Regions from separate parts of the Homo sapiens genome. Here region 2 is linked to region 1. A link is a contact called in ENCODE Hi-C or POLR2A ChIA-PET data. All regions are on one chromosome and are shown on one strand. Each heading gives the region's core, a stretch centred on a gene start or an enhancer-like site at or near the end of the contact. The rest is flanking DNA. Distances are from core to core; before and after follow the strand shown.

The links. A loop is a pair of places that touch in the nucleus more often than their neighbours do. ChIA-PET counts read pairs that join two places held with the same protein, here RNA polymerase II (POLR2A). Pooled maps may share reads with other maps.
Region 2: a loop to region 1 is called in a pooled map, with 7 times the contacts of the local background. The contact joins the enhancer-like site here to the promoter of DUSP1 in region 1. A Hi-C loop is called at or near these places in 7 of 50 pooled maps. POLR2A ChIA-PET finds 5 or more read pairs at or near these places in 3 of 52 experiments (B cell, activated CD4-positive, alpha-beta T cell and activated naive CD4-positive, alpha-beta T cell).

Annotation. Positions count from the first base shown.
Region 1 is chr5:172,768,017-172,772,444 of GRCh38, reverse strand. DUSP1 (dual specificity phosphatase 1) reads left to right here and starts at 1,250. Exons shown (of 4, transcript NM_004417.4): 1 at 1,250-1,859; 2 at 2,139-2,284; 3 at 2,651-2,870; 4 at 3,313-4,349. The coding sequence starts at 1,493. The coding sequence ends at 3,683. LOC105377730 (a long non-coding RNA gene) reads right to left here and starts at 234. Exons shown (of 3, transcript NR_188285.1): 1 at 1-234. RefSeq lists enhancers at 1-202, 1-239, 1-775, 240-1,001, 1,423-1,692 and 1 more and silencers at 803-1,252, 1,793-1,902, 4,316-4,428.
Region 2 is chr5:170,275,172-170,281,353 of GRCh38, reverse strand. It overlaps LCP2 (lymphocyte cytosolic protein 2), which reads left to right. Exons shown (of 21, transcript NM_005565.5): 4 at 5,494-5,559; 5 at 6,003-6,034. Among named protein-coding and RNA genes, the nearest start is that of LCP2, 20 kb to the left of the region's middle. RefSeq lists a silencer at 4,234-4,283. Within about 2 kb of position 2,638, at least 19 of the 41 ENCODE cell types and tissues checked have a DNase peak (open chromatin) inside an H3K27ac peak, as active enhancers do; they include B cell, where a contact is called at or near this core.

The sequences.
Region 1 (4,428 bases), core at 1-2,500:
CCGTCACTGGGACTCAGGGCACGGAGATCGCTGGGCGGGGCGGGGGTCTTCCCAAGTGTTGCGATCCAGGTCCTGGCAATCCGCCCACAATGGCCCGGGATTGGATTTTGCTTTCGGCCTATAACGGCCGCGACGACAGGGAGCGAGGGTTGTGGCCGGCTTCTGTTCCGGGTTGGAGGCCCCCAGCCCAGCGCTTAGTGGGCGCTCACTGTGTATACTGCCTATTTGTATAATAAAGAAAGGGATGGAGAAGCTCAGTCTGGAGCCAAGGTGACAGAAACGTGTCGGGCGGCCCCTGGGGGGCGCCGTCGAGTCGCGCTGCGGGTCGCCCCTCACCCCTCCAAACGCCAAACCCTGGAATCCACTGCGGGGCCTTGCGACCCCTCACCGGGATTTCAGCCCCCTGACCTGCCTCCCTTGGCTCCAAGTCTTCCGGGGGCCACAAGACTAGGAATAGCATTATTTCCCGGTGGGAGTTTGCTTGCTCACACTTTCATGGCAAATGTAGATATTTTAAAGCCACCTTAAAGAAAAGTCTGGGAAACAGGAAAGCATTGCCCTGAACCTCTCCGCCCCAACTCGCTCGAGTCGGTCTTGGTAGGGACGACTTTTCTATCGGCAGAGTTGTTCATTTTTCTCTAAACTTCATCTTAGGCGCCTATTTGCTGCCCCCACCCCAGTAGTGTGGTTCTGGGCAAGTCAGTCGCTTCGCCTGGGGAACCTCAGTTTCCCCGCCTGTTAGTGATGAGGAAATGAGGAAAAGGGGCACAAGAGTATGCAAAAGCACAGGAAGCCCCTTTCGGTTCAGGTCGGCGGCCGAGGGGCACGGGGAAGGGGACTCGGGGAGGGAGAGAGGGAGGAGCGGCGAGGCCAAGGCAGGTGGCACGTCGCCCGTTCTCCCGGCCGCTCGCATCCCGGAGGTCAGCCTCAGCTGGCAGCGAGCCCTCCTCCTCCCCGCTGGGCCTGGAGCGCGGCGCGGGTCCGGTCCCTGGGGACGCGCCAAGAGCAGGCCGGACAGCAGGGCGGGGGCCGGGCCGCGAGCCAGCGCGCGGCGAGCGGACCCAGCTCCGAGGCTGATGACGTCTCCCCCTCTGGCTCGGCGGCGCCTGGCCTGGCAGGGCGGGTGACGTCACCGCCCCGTCACGTGATCACCATTCAAACAAACACCCCCCCTCCCCCTGCGCGCGGGTCTGGCCCGCCCCGTCCCCCAGAGGCCGCATATAAACGCGCTCCCCGGGCCAGGCTCGCTGCGAAGGACATTTGGGCTGTGTGTGCGACGCGGGTCGGAGGGGCAGTCGGGGGAACCGCGAAGAAGCCGAGGAGCCCGGAGCCCCGCGTGACGCTCCTCTCTCAGTCCAAAAGCGGCTTTTGGTTCGGCGCAGAGAGACCCGGGGGTCTAGCTTTTCCTCGAAAAGCGCCGCCCTGCCCTTGGCCCCGAGAACAGACAAAGAGCACCGCAGGGCCGATCACGCTGGGGGCGCTGAGGCCGGCCATGGTCATGGAAGTGGGCACCCTGGACGCTGGAGGCCTGCGGGCGCTGCTGGGGGAGCGAGCGGCGCAATGCCTGCTGCTGGACTGCCGCTCCTTCTTCGCTTTCAACGCCGGCCACATCGCCGGCTCTGTCAACGTGCGCTTCAGCACCATCGTGCGGCGCCGGGCCAAGGGCGCCATGGGCCTGGAGCACATCGTGCCCAACGCCGAGCTCCGCGGCCGCCTGCTGGCCGGCGCCTACCACGCCGTGGTGTTGCTGGACGAGCGCAGCGCCGCCCTGGACGGCGCCAAGCGCGACGGCACCCTGGCCCTGGCGGCCGGCGCGCTCTGCCGCGAGGCGCGCGCCGCGCAAGTCTTCTTCCTCAAAGGTACGCCCTCGGGGAAGCTCGGGGCGGGCCGCACACCCCTGAGGTTTTGCCCGGTACCCCTGGCTCTCGGCTCCCGGGGGATCGCCCCACCTGCAGCGCGTGGGCGCTGGAGTACATTTATCTCTGGAACTTGTCATTGGCTTTGTTTGGCTCTGGAAACAAAGACTTGCCTGGGCCTTTCCGATGTAAACTTCCAGCCCTTGGTGGGTGGGGGAGTTGTATGAAGGTGCCGTGTCCCGGTGTCACTAATGGGGAAAAAAAATGTCTTTGTATTCCCAGGAGGATACGAAGCGTTTTCGGCTTCCTGCCCGGAGCTGTGCAGCAAACAGTCGACCCCCATGGGGCTCAGCCTTCCCCTGAGTACTAGCGTCCCTGACAGCGCGGAATCTGGGTGCAGTTCCTGCAGTACCCCACTCTACGATCAGGTTAGTAGGTGTCCCTGCCACAGGGAAGAAGTAAGAACTGGCAAAGGCATGGAAGAGTAGTGCCAGGGAGAATATAGAAAGTGACCTGCAGCATTATTTATAACGGAGGGGACACAGGGATATGATTTATTCCACAGTTAAGTGGTCTGACGGAGCCGAGTCTCCAATTGTAGGCTCTACGGAAATGAACTTGCTGGTCCTGCCCAGGCAAATGGGCTTAGTTCCCTATTTATTTATCCTCCAGCAACAGAACTGAGTTCACTCGGTATCTGAAATTGACTTTTCCAGCAGAAAGTTTTTGTGGGTATGGGCACTGGCCTTGGCTTTGAGCAAGCTTGATGAATGTTGGATATTTCTGGATTTCAGGGTGGCCCGGTGGAAATCCTGCCCTTTCTGTACCTGGGCAGTGCGTATCACGCTTCCCGCAAGGACATGCTGGATGCCTTGGGCATCACTGCCTTGATCAACGTCTCAGCCAATTGTCCCAACCATTTTGAGGGTCACTACCAGTACAAGAGCATCCCTGTGGAGGACAACCACAAGGCAGACATCAGCTCCTGGTTCAACGAGGCCATTGACTTCATAGGTAAATGGAATGGATGCCTGGGGCTTTTCTGCCTTTCTCTTCTCATTTTAGCCACTAAGCCCAACCTCTGTGGCAAGAGCTTGAAGTTTTCTGAGCCTTCTTCCACACATTCAGTATCAGTCTGGTGTGGGCAACATTCCTGTAAAATATGAATTTGATTCGATGTCCCACTTTACAGATTTGCAAAGTGGGGCTCACAAAGTTGAATTGACTGGTCTGAGATCTATCTGCTAAGTGGAAATCCCCAGTCTGAGTTTAAATCCTGTGCCATCCTTTGCACAGTGCCCACGTTGCCTCCATGAACAGTATCCATGTGATGGCATGTGGTGATGTTGACCATTTCTAGACAAGACACACATGACCTTTCTCAGATACACTGTACCTGGGCTTGGGGTGGTTCTCCTGAACTCTCAAGTAACCAGCCGCTCCTTTGGTTTTCCAGACTCCATCAAGAATGCTGGAGGAAGGGTGTTTGTCCACTGCCAGGCAGGCATTTCCCGGTCAGCCACCATCTGCCTTGCTTACCTTATGAGGACTAATCGAGTCAAGCTGGACGAGGCCTTTGAGTTTGTGAAGCAGAGGCGAAGCATCATCTCTCCCAACTTCAGCTTCATGGGCCAGCTGCTGCAGTTTGAGTCCCAGGTGCTGGCTCCGCACTGTTCGGCAGAGGCTGGGAGCCCCGCCATGGCTGTGCTCGACCGAGGCACCTCCACCACCACCGTGTTCAACTTCCCCGTCTCCATCCCTGTCCACTCCACGAACAGTGCGCTGAGCTACCTTCAGAGCCCCATTACGACCTCTCCCAGCTGCTGAAAGGCCACGGGAGGTGAGGCTCTTCACATCCCATTGGGACTCCATGCTCCTTGAGAGGAGAAATGCAATAACTCTGGGAGGGGCTCGAGAGGGCTGGTCCTTATTTATTTAACTTCACCCGAGTTCCTCTGGGTTTCTAAGCAGTTATGGTGATGACTTAGCGTCAAGACATTTGCTGAACTCAGCACATTCGGGACCAATATATAGTGGGTACATCAAGTCCATCTGACAAAATGGGGCAGAAGAGAAAGGACTCAGTGTGTGATCCGGTTTCTTTTTGCTCGCCCCTGTTTTTTGTAGAATCTCTTCATGCTTGACATACCTACCAGTATTATTCCCGACGACACATATACATATGAGAATATACCTTATTTATTTTTGTGTAGGTGTCTGCCTTCACAAATGTCATTGTCTACTCCTAGAAGAACCAAATACCTCAATTTTTGTTTTTGAGTACTGTACTATCCTGTAAATATATCTTAAGCAGGTTTGTTTTCAGCACTGATGGAAAATACCAGTGTTGGGTTTTTTTTTAGTTGCCAACAGTTGTATGTTTGCTGATTATTTATGACCTGAAATAATATATTTCTTCTTCTAAGAAGACATTTTGTTACATAAGGATGACTTTTTTATACAATGGAATAAATTATGGCATTTCTATTGAAATTTCAACGCTTTTATTTCTTTGGCAACCACACCCAATCCCTCTCCCACTAGTGAACTAGGGAAGAATTTCGACAAGGGC
Region 2 (6,182 bases), core at 1,389-3,888, 2.5 Mb after region 1:
GAGCCAAGATCGTGGCACTGCACTCCAGCCTGGGGGACAGAGCAAGACTCCGTCTCAAAAAAAAAAGAAATATGGCCAGACCCCAGCAAAACCAAAACAGGGCCTCTCTCCAACATGGTCCTCCCCTGTCCCATTCAGTGGCTAATTGCCGTCCAGGGACCCAGCTCTTGTCAGTCCTCAAGGGCCCTGCCACAGGAAAGGTGCCTCCCTTGGCTGTCCCTTCTTCTCTTCCAGTGCAAGCCCACAGCACTCGACGTGAAGCCTCCTCTCCCCATAAATGCTGGTCACGTGCCTTTAGACAGATGCCTCCCTCAGAGCCTTGCCTATTATTATTATTATTTTTATTTTTGAGTTGGAGTTTCACTCTTGTTGCCCAGACTGGAGTGCAGTGGCGCAATCTTGGCTCACTGCAACCTCCGCCTCCTGGGTTCAAGCGATTCTCCTGCCTCGGCCTCCCGAGTAGCTGGGATTACAGGCATCACCATGCCTGGCTAATTTTTGTATTGTTAGCAGAGATGGGGTTTTGCCATGTTGGCCAGGCTGGTCTCGAACTCCTGACCTCAAGTGAACCACCTGCCTCAGCCTCCCAAAGTGCTGGGATTACAGGCATGAGCCACCACACCTGGCCAGCCCTGCCTTTTTTATTTGTAAAAATGAGAATAATTATACTTGTCTACCAGGAAAATGATCGTGAGGCACCAGGAAAACACTCCATGTAAAACTACAGGGGTAGGGGACATGGGTGACAAGTAAGGAGAACACTGTGTCCTCAAATTATTATGTCCTACTCTTACACTCTCGACCGAGGCCTCAGGTGATGGTGAAAGGCTCCTTCCTGAGTCTTAAAACATCTGGCTGCCCCCGGCTTCTCAGGTGACAAGGATAGAATTTAGAAGGTTTGGCTCTTGGTTCAAGGGGGCTGGTCTTTAAAGACGGAAAGAACACTTTGTTCCTTGGAAGGAGGATTGGAATGCAGAGCGAGAGCAGGGCTGAGAGTGGGAATGTGTGCAGGGAGGAGGGGTGGGGAGGAGAAGGAGAGTTCCAGGGTCCCACTGAGAGAACAGCACAGGGGGAGAGGCATCTGCCCTACCCAGGAGCCGGGAGCCTTGTCCCAGGAGGGATCAGCAGGCAGTCTGAAATCTGAGCCCAGGGAATAAGGCTCCCACTGTGGGAGGGCTTTGGTCAGAAGTTGGCCAAAGCTCTTACTATGTGAGCTGTGGCAAGAATGCGCTCTACATCATAAGCCAGTACACAGCTACACGTGCCACAGTAGAGGAAACAAAGATGGAATTTTCACAGGACAATGCCTATTCCTACTGCATGCTTTGTGCACTGATATTTTCTATTCTATACCCCTTCCCCTTCCCTTCCCTTCCCCCCTCTCTCTCTCCCTCCTTTTCCACCTGCCTGGCAGCCTTCTTTTCTTGTATAGTTTCTTTCCTCTTGTGTCATCAGCAAAGTTGATTTCTAGACCCACTAGTAGGGCTTCCTTCACTGTTGTTCAAGTGTGGGGAGAATTAAAGGGCTACATCAGAGGCCAGCTAAGGCCCCGCATACCCCCACTCTCCTGTTTCACTCCCTTCATAATCACAAAGTTCCTTCTCCTGCCTTTCCTTCTCCTCCTTTTTTAAAACAAGCAAACAAACAAACAATTTCATCAGTGTCAAGAATAGCAGGATTTATTTCACAAGCTTTTTGGATGATAATAAAAATCACGTGGGGGCCGGTTGATGTCACTGAGCCTCAGGCTTCTCCTCAGAGAGTCCGTTCAGGTAGGTCTAGGCTGGGCCTGGTGATCAGTGTTTGCAACAGGTACAGCTAAGTAATCATGATGATCAGGCCCATCAGGGATTCCCTAATCAGGTTTAACCCCTGTATTGTGCTGATAAGGAATCTGGGGCCAAGTGAGGGCAGCTGCCTTGTCTGAGATCACACAGTGGGCGCCACCCTTGGGGCCAGACATTGTAGTTAGACTGTCTGTGCCTGCAGGCCCTGTACCTTGTACATTACCAGGAGAGACCTTAGACTGAGAAGATGAAGACTGGCCCCCACCATGCTGTAAGTTAGGGATGCAGCTGGGCTGGAACCTAGGTCATTGTAGAATGCTGCCTTCCTACACGGGCCTGGCTTCCTGTGGGGAGGTTCAGCCCATTTCCAGGGCCAGCTAGTCCCTTAAACAAAGGCAAGCAGAGAGGACTGCTGTCTATGGCTGCCCAGCCCCCATCACTTCTTGCTCTGGTCCTGAGCGAGGCCAGGGGTTTATGGGGTGAAGGGAGAATGAGTCACCTCCCTCCACTCACTGTCACTTGGTCCTCTGGGGGTAGGGTGTAATTTGAAGGTTTGCACCTAGCAATAGCCATAGCAACCACCTCCCTGCTATGCCCACCATCACTGTTGCACCGTCCACCAGACCCTGGCAGTGGTCCCACAGGCTTGGAAGGTGCTTTCTGTAGCCCCTTAAAGCAGGAGGACCCTGGGAGCCCACACTTTGCTGCAAGCCAACTGCCAGGACCTGTTCTGCCCCCACTCAGCTCTTTGCTGCTCCTCTGCTGAGGCCTGCGGTTTGACATTTCCTTCCTCACCCAATTCGAGCCCCGGCAGCCTCCAGCCTGGCTGCTAGAGATACTGGTGAGAGGCAACACCGCAGAGAGCAGGAGGTTCTTTCAAGATCCAAAGCAGCCTTGTGAGCTGGTCAGAGCCCTGTCAAACTCTGTAGGAGGAGGGCGTTGAGGTGAGCCTCAGTCCCACCTCGCTCAAGTCATTACTGAAATGTCACCTCTTCAGTGAGGCCTGATCATTTTAAATGGCAACCGCATCCCACCCCTGCACTCCCATCCCCCCCAGCCCCCCACCCCTGCACTCCCATCCCCCTCACCAGCCCCCCACCCCTGCACTCCCATCCCCCCAGCCCCCCACCCCTGCACTCCCATCCCCCCCGCCCCCAACCCCTGCACTCCCATCCCCCTCGCCAGCCCCCACCCCTGCACTCCCATCCCCCCCAGCCCCCCCCTGCACTCCCATCCCCCTCCCCAGCCCCCCACTCTGCATGTGCATGGTGCATATGCAGCACATTTCACCTCCTTAAAGTTTCCTCTCCACTAGCAGGGATCTTTGTTTTGCTCATTGATGCACCTTGAGCACTTCTAAGTTCCCAGCACTTAGAAGGCCCTCAGTGCACATTGTTGAATAAACAGGTGACAGAATGGGAGTGGCTGCTGCAGCCAGCACCACCTGACACGGCCAGGACACAGGACACTAACGGGGCTCCCTTGCCAGCTCTGTAGGAGTCCTTTTATCCCACATGCCCATCGTCTTCTTGAAACAACCACTTAAGGGAACCAAAAAGAACCATGTCACAAGCATTCTGACGGCATGGTCAGGAGGCAACTAGGAAGCCCCCGCTGCTGCTCTTAAAGCCTCGCTCTCTCTGCCCAGTCACAAAAGCCTGGAGTTGTCAACAATATTATTACAGAGAGTAAACCTTTCCCTCCCCTTCCTCCTTCTCTTTCCTCTTAAGTACCAGTGTGTTTATCAAAATTTGTTTATCCCATTGCTCTAATGAGGTAGGAGGTTTGGATACCATTTCTTTCTTTTTTTTTTTTTTTTTTTTGAGACGAAGTTTTGCTCCTGTCCCCAGGCTGGAGTGCAGTGGCGTGATCTCAGCTCACTGCAACCTCTGACTCCCAGGTTCAAGTGGTTCTCCTGCCTCAGCCTCCTGAGTAGCTGGGATTACAGGCGTGCACCATGCCTGACTAATTTTTGTAGTTTTAGTAGAGACGGGGTTTCACCATGTTGGCCAGGCTGGTCTCGAACTCCTGACCTCAGTGATCTGCTCACCTCAGCCTCCCAAAGTGCTAGGATTATAGGCGTGAGCCACCGCGCCCAGCCTGGAGCCCATATCTTGGGAGAAATGAGGGAGTTGAGGGGCAGGGGAGGTGATGGAGGAATCGAGAAATGGTGGCTGCTAAGGACTTCCTTTGCTAACTTAGCAAGTTTATTTTAGGCTAAACTTGTTACTTCGAGATGGTCATTAAGCAGAAGAAATAGAGATCATGAGCCGTTCTCATAGGCAGGCCAGGGACTCAACAGTATCTGCCTCCAGAGAGCTTGCAGCAGAAAGGGAACTGACACAGGGGTGTGTGCGTTGAAAGGGCACTGGCTTGGAAATTAGAAAGGCTAGCTTGTGGTGCTGGTGTGAGTTGTGGGAAAAGGGGTGGCCTTTACCACTAACTACTATGTGGCTTCAAGCTACTCCCTTTTTTTTTTTTTTTTTTTTTTTAAGATGGAGTCTCCCTCTGTCACCAGGCTGGAGTGCAGTGGTGTGATCTCGGCTCACTGCAACCTCCACCTCCCAGGTTCAAGTGATTCTTCTGCCTCAGTCTCCCAAGTAGCTGGGACCACAGGCACGTGCCACCATGCCCAGCTTTTTTTTGTATTTTTAGTAGAGACGGGGTTTCACCATGTTGGCCAGGATGGTCTCGATCTCTTGACTTCATGATCCGCCATCTGCCATCTCCTCTGTAAAATGAAATTGGACTGATAATCTGAGGTTCCTTCCAGTTGCCCCAAATCTCGAGGAAACACTAAGCCTATTGACTACTAAGGGTCTCGCTGGTCTCATCAGTGGGTACTAAGTGGGGCTGCAGTCTCGAGTTCTGGATATCTGAGAGATTGGAATGGATGCTTGTTGCTAGGGCATGCTGGAGATATGGTTCTGTCGGCAAAGCCCTCCTGCCCCAGCTCCCCCAGCTCCATCCTGGGATTTGGGGATTTGCTAGTTCTGACATGAAGGAACCCAGGGACTAAGAGTATCTTCAAGTGTCTTGGTCAAAGCTGGCCTCAAGGGCATGAGTGATTCAGGGAGTCTCTCATTCTGCAACCCCTGCCTTTATAGAGAATACCTCCCCAAACTTTTATAAGAATCCGCATCACCAAGTGGGAGTCTGGGAGGGGAAGATGGAAGGAGAAGGCAGGCCACAGAACAGCCCACTAGAGGTTGTGATAAGAAATCTCCAAGGAGCAGCTGATTCCTGTGGGTCTAGATGATGGTCTGAAGATTCTTAGGAACAAGACAGCACTGCCAGGTCATGCAAAAGCCAGGGGACCTCAGCCCCAGGAATAGTAAGACAAGAAAATACACAGCTATCGTATCCAGATCCTAAGGCTCCTGATTTTTGGAGGGAAAGCCAGGTGTGAGCTGACAAGTCTTTAAGGGGGAGCTCTGAGCTGGACTTGGAAGGCTCAGCCAGACACAGATCAGCAAGGAGGAGAGAGGGCTTCCTGGGCAGGAGGAAGGTCTGGCCCGGGGAATAAGATGGCAAGTTCTGGGAGGAAGTGAAGAGCAGAGGGTCCCTGCAGAGGTGACAAAGAGGAGCCTGGCCAAAGTTGGCCCTGGTGCCCCAAGTTTCTATAGACCAGGGGATATCAAGGGTCAGGGGGAAGGTTGAGACTGAGTGATGGTTTTATCTCTTCATCTGTCTCTTTATCTTGCAGGATTCTCAGTAAGTTAAGTCAGGAAATCAACAAGAACGAAGAGAGGAGGAGCATCTTCACACGCAAGTGAGTGCGGCTGGTGTAAGGAAACGCAAGATTTTTCAGTCCCGAGTTGAACCTTAAAAGGGAGGCACAGAACTGTTTTTGCCCTACTTTTTGATCTGCATTTGTCCCCTGAATCCCAGGGGTCTGGAAGATGGTGTCCAACGAGGGGAAGGGGTTCCCTCCCCTGCTCTGCATCCTGTCCCTGGGTCTGGGACATCAGGGGAACTTCCTCTACAGCATCAGACAGTCATGAGCTTCCAGTCATGCCACTGATGTGGCTTGGTGATTTCCAGAATTTTCAGGGTATCCTAGCCCCAGTTGCTGAGCAGCAAGGATACAAACCTCTCTTGAGCAGTGAGACATGCCCTCCACTGGGGACTCCCTCTCGCTGGACCAGGTTGAGGAAAGAGGGAGATCCCCTTAAATCGAGAAGACCATTAATGCAGTGCTATTTACCTTTGCAGACCCCAAGTCCCGCGGTTTCCTGAAGAGACAGGTAAAGCTCTCAGGGCTCAGAGGTGATTGCTTTAGGAGGTGATAGGTATTTCAGTTTTCTTGCCTTTCTGGTTCCTGGGGCTCCTTGAGTTCATTCAGGTGACCTTACTGACTTGTCTGTCAGCCAGTTCTTACCCAGAAAAGGGTTT